3 separate regions of the Mus musculus genome follow, and all the other regions are linked to region 2. Evidence: chromatin loops called from intact Hi-C (ENCODE). Cell type or tissue: heart. All regions are shown on one strand.

Region 1 (2,500 bases), 370 kb after region 2:
TAGCTGAGGATGGCCTAGTTGGTCATCGATGGGAGGAGAGGCCCTTGGTCCTATGAATGTTCTATGCCCCTGTATAGGGAAATGTTTGGGCCAGGAAGCAGGAGTGGGTGCAGGGAGCAGGGGGAAGAGAGGAGGATAGGGGGATTTTTGGAGGGGAGACTAGAAAATGGGATAACATTTGAAATGTAAATAAAGAAAATATCTAATAAACAAAGAAGAAATTGTCATTTACTAAGCAGATACATTTCTATTCCATGGCAGTTAATTAATAAATAATGTCCCAGTGGGTAAATGTGATTGCCATTAGAGCTGACCTCCACCTGGAGAGCTTATGTGGAGGATATGTAGGACAAACCAATTCCTACAAGTTGCCATCTGACTTCCATACATACACTATGACATGTGCAATAAGACACTCTCCCCTCCTCCCAAATTAATGAAATGTCAGAAATAGACAGACTTGAAAATTAAACATTTCTTTAGATTAACATTTGTAAACTGTACTTACAAAGTCTATTATTTCCTAAAGAAACAAATAACTAATCAGAAGATTTAAGGCTTGAGTAAGAAATTAGTAATCAGTTGAGAGAAAAATTCAAGTATTCTTTAATAATCAAACACCTTTCCTTCTAAGTCAAAGCTTATATAAAGAGCTCATCCTGTTCTAAGGCCATACACAGATAAGTATTCTTGAGACAAAATTTCTTGAACAGGTATTTCAATGATCTTCAGTCTACCTATTCCATCATCAAGTTTATGTGCTTATGGTATGAGAGGCTTAAAACAGTTTGCAGAGTATTTGTATAGGTGTGAGAACAAGCAAAAGTGTTGCTCTCTTGTGTCAGGAAGGTTGATTATTATCTGGAGATGAGAAGCAAAATCAAAAGTAAAGGAAAAGAAAGGAAAGAGACAAAGGAACATTCTCTAGGTGATATAACTGTCTGTTGGGGCAGGAGAGGGATGATGAGAGGCTCTTGAGCTGTGGGGAGGACAGCTGCTCATGTAGTCAAGGCATCATCATTATTGATTATTGTATTCAGTTTCAAACCATCTGTTGCCAAATACAGGCACTTGTAGTCCCATTCTGTCTTGTAGCTCCAGTGTGGGTTTTGTACATAGTTAATTTTTCGTGTATTTCAAAGGAAGGGACAGCTTGCACAGATGGATGATACTAGAACAAAGAAAAGACATTAGACTCTTCTGGTGATGGTTCTTTTGTCTAAGACAAGGTTATTCATTCATATTGAACTGCTTTAAATACTTGGCTGTGGTATGGCGAATATGGTTTCAAAACTAAATACCGCCATCTGGTGGTACAAAATCATCGCATTAATACCTAGAAGGTATTTCTAGAATTTTATTTCCTTCTTCCATTGTTAGTATCTTCAATGGCGTCATGATTTCAAATAAACTGGCTGATATAATCACTAAGCAAAAGAAAAAAAAGTACATATTTAAGACACCAATGAACATTTTGGAATGGGTCTCTCTAGATTCAATTATTTAGTAACAAAATTTTCAATCCAAATTATGTTTGCATTGAGAATGGTTGAGAAAATATGCAAAACCAGGGATCCAGTTTTGTCTTAGGCAGTTATGCAAAGCAATTTCCTGGTATTTGAGGCTATTATTTATACTATAGTCACAAAAAAGAAATCAGACCCACCTGTGGAATCGAGGACTCGTCCTGTGGATGAAAAACAAATCTACTTCCTTATTAGCTATGCTTTGGTTGATTCAGTGTAAACTTTCCTGACCTATGGAATTCATTTGTGTTTGAAGGGCAGAAACCTAGACTTTGTGCTTCTTTTCCTTGCATTTTCTATGCAGGAGACTTTGAATTTAACAGGGCTGAAACTAGAAACCAGTATCAGCAGAAACCTGTATTACTTCTCTGTATATCCTTCCCCTCCTATCTAGCTTTTCTATTTTATAAAGACTAAGGTACATTTTAAGAGAGGTTATCAAATGTGAAGTGTTTCCAGGCAACAGACCTAGTCCCTGTTATTTTTTTATTTTAGTGATTTTTATCATTCTCAAGGGAAACAATATACATCTGGCTAAAAGACAATGTTTAATAAATTTTGAATTACATCAAAATGAAGAATTCTTTTTTTCCTTATAGCCCTCGTAAGAAGAGGTTTTAACCAAAATGGAATTCCTAAAGAGCTAATCAGCTGCAATACCTCCTAGCTAAAATATTTTAATAGTTTCATAATTAAGAATTTCTTTACAGGTCTATTCCTGGATCATCTTTACTCACATTCTCAGTAATTTCTCTGCACGAATGCACATTTGCATATCAAAAGACAGCAACATCCTCACACACTCACACCCACATATCCCCCACACCCACATTCACACAAATTCTCTCTCACATGTACTCACTCACTCACACACACACTCACACACACACGCACACACACACAGAGAGAGAGAGAGAGAGAGAGAGAGAGAGAGAAAGAGAGAGAGACATAGTACTCATCACACAAGACTATGA
Region 2 (2,500 bases):
ACACGGCAGTGGCACTGTTAGCTTCTTGTGTGTGCTAAGACATGGGGTGCCTAGCAACCTTGTTCGACTTCACATGCTCTGCGACACGTCTGTGTGAGCACTGCTGTTATCTCTTCAAAAGAGAGCTCTAGAAAATTCGTTCTGCCACCTGTGCGAATAGTTCCCTTAACTTTCCAGACCGTGGAATGTTTTATTTTTCAAGTTCTTGGTATTAAGCAAGATTTTCTACCTTAACGGTGGCGGCTTTGGAAGCATCTTTTAAAGACACAGTAATCTGGTGGATGCAGCTGCTCAGCGTTATTCCCTTCATTAGAACACTTTGCCTTATCGTAACGCACATTTAGGCGCTGTATTACAGAGGACATTTCTCCATAGAGAGTCTCAAAACATAGATTTTTTTAAAGTTTCTGTTTGAGTCACAAATAACAAAGTGGGTAATCTTTTCATAAGCCTAATTTAACTGAATATTTTCCCTTGAAGTCTTACCCATTTGACAGGACTCCAGCCTCACCTGGAAAGTCTGAAAGCAAAGAAGTTACCACAGCTATACACGCAAATGCCTTGCTTTACCTTTAATTCTAGACATTGCGCAGAACAGGTGAAAAATAAAAGGACAGAATTCCACGCACCTCTTTAGGTGTGACCCCAGGCATGCGAATATCCAGTGTAAAATCCGAAGAATCAATAGGAGTGATGGGTCTGGTGGTACCAAGGCATTCATTGGAAAATGATCTGGTAGTTTCTTTAAACCTTAAGGAGATAATTTGAACATCCTTGAACATAATAGGGAGGACAGAAATAAAGCCTATGTCCTTAAGTTTAAGGATTAATAATATAGATCTAATAAAAACTATAAGATGTAATGGCTCTGTAACAATCCTAACTCCCAGAATCATGTTATTGTCTATGAACAACTTATAACCAATTTGTAAGCAAAATAAAGCCAAAAGAACTAAGCAGGGTATAAAGTTCGACCCAATAAAAGCTTATACTTCCATATTTATTTCTACTTAATGAAGACGTTATCATCCTCACATCCGTGCTAGTTTTCTAGTGGCAAGACTGTGAACTGTAACCCCGTGGCATTTTGTCAACTATGAGCGTCCAACATTACTAATCGGAAATAAACAACAGAAAACCCTAAGCACAGCCTTGCTAGGTACAGTTAATTATATGAGGGCGAAATAAAGACTGCGATGTGAATTACAAACGTACAAGTACATAAATATTTCATATGGTAATTACGAGGTGCGTGTATACAGCTCGATATTTCCTAGTGAGCTATTACAGCCAATGATCTTCTCCCCACCACCGATCTATCTTGATATTTTATTCCTCCAGCTGTTACATATAGGAAGGCATTCAAGTCTAAACAACTATATTGCAGTTTCTGAAATATTTCTCCAAGAGGGAGCGATTAGTTCTGGAAATCACAACTTCTAATTGGAGTTCCGAAAGCCAGGGTAGCAGCTTGGCTATAGGACGATTGAGTGGGCTTTAAATGCAAGGGGCACTTCAGGAGAAGTTACTGAGCTAAAATTGGAAGACGTTTTGGGTAGAAAAAAATCAGCCTTGTAGAGTTTTTTTTTTTCTTCCAAGAACCAGGTTACTTCAAGTGACTACATTTCTAAGGAGCATGCACAGAACCCACCCCAACGTCCTTCCTCCAGTCTAAAGAAAACAAACAAGCCAAACACGCACCTCTTAAAGACAGAAAGTGGGCTTCTGAAGGCCAGGCAGCTGCTCTGCAAGGCGAGCAGCCCCAGCAGCAGCAGCAGGCGGCTGCGGGCGCGTCCGGCCATGTCCGCGCAGGACCGGGGCAGCGGGCAGTGGCCGGGCCAGCGGGAGGGCAAGGCTGGCGGCCGCAGCTACTTCATGGCCCCAGGCGAGGGCGATGCGCGGCCAGCCAGGTCCGCTCCGTCCGCTCCGGACGCGTGGGAAGCGGCGCTGGAGTCCGCTCCGCCCGCCCGCGGGAGCCGCCCGCCCTCCAGAGCGTCCGGGAGCCGGTGCAGCCACAGGGCTGGATGAGCAGGGTCCTTATCGCTCACAACGCCAGGGGCTGTGAGGGCTATCGCGCAGACCCGCGTCAGTCATCATTCGGAACCTGCAAAAATAGAAGCCGATAATGGATGACTAACACATTACAGCATTTGTCCTCAGCAAATCCCAGCTGAGGTTCCTTAATACACGAGGAGTTTCACAAGCTTGCGCCCAAGCCTGGGGAAAATGCTGGTCTGTTGATCTCTCTCCACCCCAGCGACAAGCCCCAGTGACTTCACAGACCCTGAGCAAAGCCCCTGTCCTGCCTTAGCTTGCTCTTCCTCCCCTCCACCCACTCAGGGTTTGTTTTTGTTTTTTGTTTTTTTGTTTTTTTGTTTTTTTGTTTTTTTTTTTTTTTATTTTACTGTTCCGATTTTTACCTGGTTCTTCACCCTGCCTTCCTTTTCTATCTAGTCCACTTCTCCGGGTTTCTTTATCACTCTCTCATCTCATCAAAAAG
Region 3 (2,500 bases), 57 kb before region 2:
ATGATCCAATTTTACTCATATAAGTCAGAAATTTAGAAACTTTTTTTTTTAGGGTTCACATTAAGAAGAGTTAAAAAGATTTCTAGATTTAATTTCTTTAATTTAGCATATAGGAATTAGCTCACGTCACTCTCAGGAAAACGAATCTTTACCTATACTCTCAAGACCATGCTAAACTGTAGGAAGTCCAGGTGTACTTTTGAGGACTGTGAAACAGGAAACACTGCATCATTAGTACATGTCTCACAACAGTGACTGATGTGCACAGCTGAACTGTAAATAATCAAAGCTGCTCAGGGATCAGAAACCACCACACAGGAGGAACATCGCTTACAACACTGATGGACAGTGAGTGCCGTATATGTGTCTAGACCCTTGAAAAATAGCACGTGTCCCTTCTACATTGTGGACAGTTATAGCCAAAGATTCTGTATCCCCTTGTTTCTATGGACTGTAATGAACGCAGCTAAGGTGGAGTGAGTGCTCATCCGAGAAGTCTGCGGCCTCCTGCGCACACACTTCTGTGTTTGCACTAGTGCTAGAGTAAACACTGGCTGGCAGGAAGGGCGGCACATCCTGCTTCAGCACAGGCCTGCCTGTGAGTGGCATTTAAAAAAGCCAGCTGTTTTTAGATGGAGTGTTTACCGCTTCATATTTGGTGTAATTTACAAAGCACACAACCATTGTGTATACTCTCACAGAGCTCACAGCCTGTCTTTTTCCCTACTGCTAGAGATCACAGTCCCAGACTTTCTGGCTTCAAGGTTATATTCTCTGATTGTCTAGGATCCCACAAGTTTAAGGAGGCACTTCACCTGCATTGAGGGAGGTTTTTTTGTTTGTTTTGCTTTTTTTTTTTTTTTTTTTTTGCTTTTTTTTGAAATAGTTTTTTTTTTTAAAGATTTATTTTATGTATATGAGTACACTGTTGCTATCTTGAGACACACCAGAAGAGGGCATCCTATCCCATTACAGGTGGTTGTGAGCCACCATGTGGTTGCTGGGAATTGAACTCAGGACCTCTGGAAAAGCAGTCAGTGCTCTTAAGCACTGAGCCATCTCTCCAGCCCTATTTTGTTGTTGTTGTTGTTGTTGTTGTTGTTGTTGTTGTTTAAACAAGTCAATTCTGTAAATGGAAAAATACTCACTTAAGCCAAATATGTTCCCACTTTTCAGTAGGAAACAGAAATTTCCTGGGTGATACATGAGAGTTCATATCACTTATATACATAAAATATGCCTAGTTTTTATGTTACAAAGGTAAAGTCTTCACTGACTTCATTGGTATCCAAGTACTGACACTGTGTACACTAGTGTATCCAAGTACTGACACTGTGTACACTAGTGTATCCAAGTACTGACACTGTGTACACTAGTGTATCCAAGTACTGACACTGTGTACACTAGTGTATCCAAGTACTGACACTGTGTACACTAGTGTATCCAAGTACTGACACTGTGTACACTAGTGTATCCAAGTACTGACACTGTGTACACTAGTGTATCCAAGTACTGACACTGTGTACACTAGTGTATCCAAGTACTGACACTGTATACACTAGTGTATCCAAGTACTGACAATGTGTACACTAGTGTATCCAAGTACTGACACTGTGTACACTAGTGTATCCAAGTACTGACACTGTATACACTAGTGTATCCAAGTACTGACACTGTGTACACTAGTGTACTTGTATGCACAGTTACACAGACATAACACCTGTACTTAATGTGCTTTAATAAACAGAGGATGTTGTTTTCTCCTCTTCTGATTGTTTATGGAGAGAAGTAAAAGACCCTACATAGAACCTAGTTCAACATAAATGACTCCTTGGGGAATTCATATGGGCCTGAGTCCATCCGCGTGCACAAAGACCTGCTGACAGACAGCTGATGTGGTGGGGGCACAGAGCATTCAGGAGCACAGCCTTAGGAGAAATATGCTGATTCTTTTTTGGAATGAAAATTGTATTGTAAAGACAGCGATTATCATTTTTTTTCAAAACTTGGTGTAATTTACAAAGCCTTTTCTTTGTAAAGGCAACCTATTCTTATTATAGTCTCCTTTGTTCCTTACAATCCTCCTAAACACATAAGCAGACATAAAGTCTATATAGTCTGTTTAAATGTTATTTACTTTTATATGGCTAATTGTCAGTTTTTCATATTAACAGTTTTTAATGGTAAAATTTGAACCTCATTTTAAAAATGTCTAATCATTTAGAAAAGTTCTACTTCTAAATGAGATGTTTTTAGGAAATGGAAAAAGTGCTTTTCAAAACAGTATATTAGTTTCTAAAGCCTCCTAAACTGCACTGTGGTTACCAAAGTCTGATAGTCTTGAGTTTTATAATTCAATTTCTATCCATCCCCAATTGAATAAATGTAAAGCATCTATTTCATTATTTCAATGAGATCTGATACTCTCCCATGTGCTTACTTAATGTTCTATACCATCTAACACGTAAGGGACAAGATAATATCTAATGGCATTGACTGG

What was found. A loop is a pair of places that touch in the nucleus more often than their neighbours do. Peaks named below come from ENCODE experiments on the same cell type or tissue, not always from the same donor. Only the 100,000 strongest peaks of a DNase experiment are listed, where the experiment ranks them.
Region 1: it touches region 2 in a loop (5-fold over the local background); 4 of 42 quality-filtered maps call a loop at or near these places.
Region 3: a loop joins it to region 2, with 2.0 times the contacts of the local background. A loop is called at or near these places in 2 of 42 quality-filtered maps.

What each region holds. Positions count from the first base shown.
Region 1 is chr1:98,349,171-98,351,670 of GRCm38, forward strand. No RefSeq gene overlaps it. Among named protein-coding and RNA genes, the nearest start is that of Slco6d1, 71 kb to the right of the region's middle. In heart, a CTCF peak has its summit at 1,318 (motif pointing left); no DNase peak of the experiment used is centred here.
Region 2 is chr1:97,975,156-97,977,655 of GRCm38, forward strand. Pam (peptidylglycine alpha-amidating monooxygenase) reads right to left here. Exons shown (of 26, transcript NM_001357127.1): 2 at 1,702-2,104; 3 at 630-750. The coding sequence starts at 1,802. Among named protein-coding and RNA genes, the nearest start is that of Gm31771, 65 kb to the left of the region's middle. In heart, CTCF peaks have their summits at 1,062, 1,907 and 2,117; a DNase peak (open chromatin) is centred at 2,036; H3K4me3 peaks cover 2,500 bases; H3K27ac peaks cover 2,500 bases.
Region 3 is chr1:97,918,140-97,920,639 of GRCm38, forward strand. The region is part of intron 7 of Pam (peptidylglycine alpha-amidating monooxygenase); the gene reads right to left. The region is part of intron 1 of Gm31771 (a long non-coding RNA gene); the gene reads left to right. Among named protein-coding and RNA genes, the nearest start is that of Gm31771, 8.3 kb to the left of the region's middle. In heart, a CTCF peak has its summit at 956 (motif pointing right); a DNase peak (open chromatin) is centred at 522.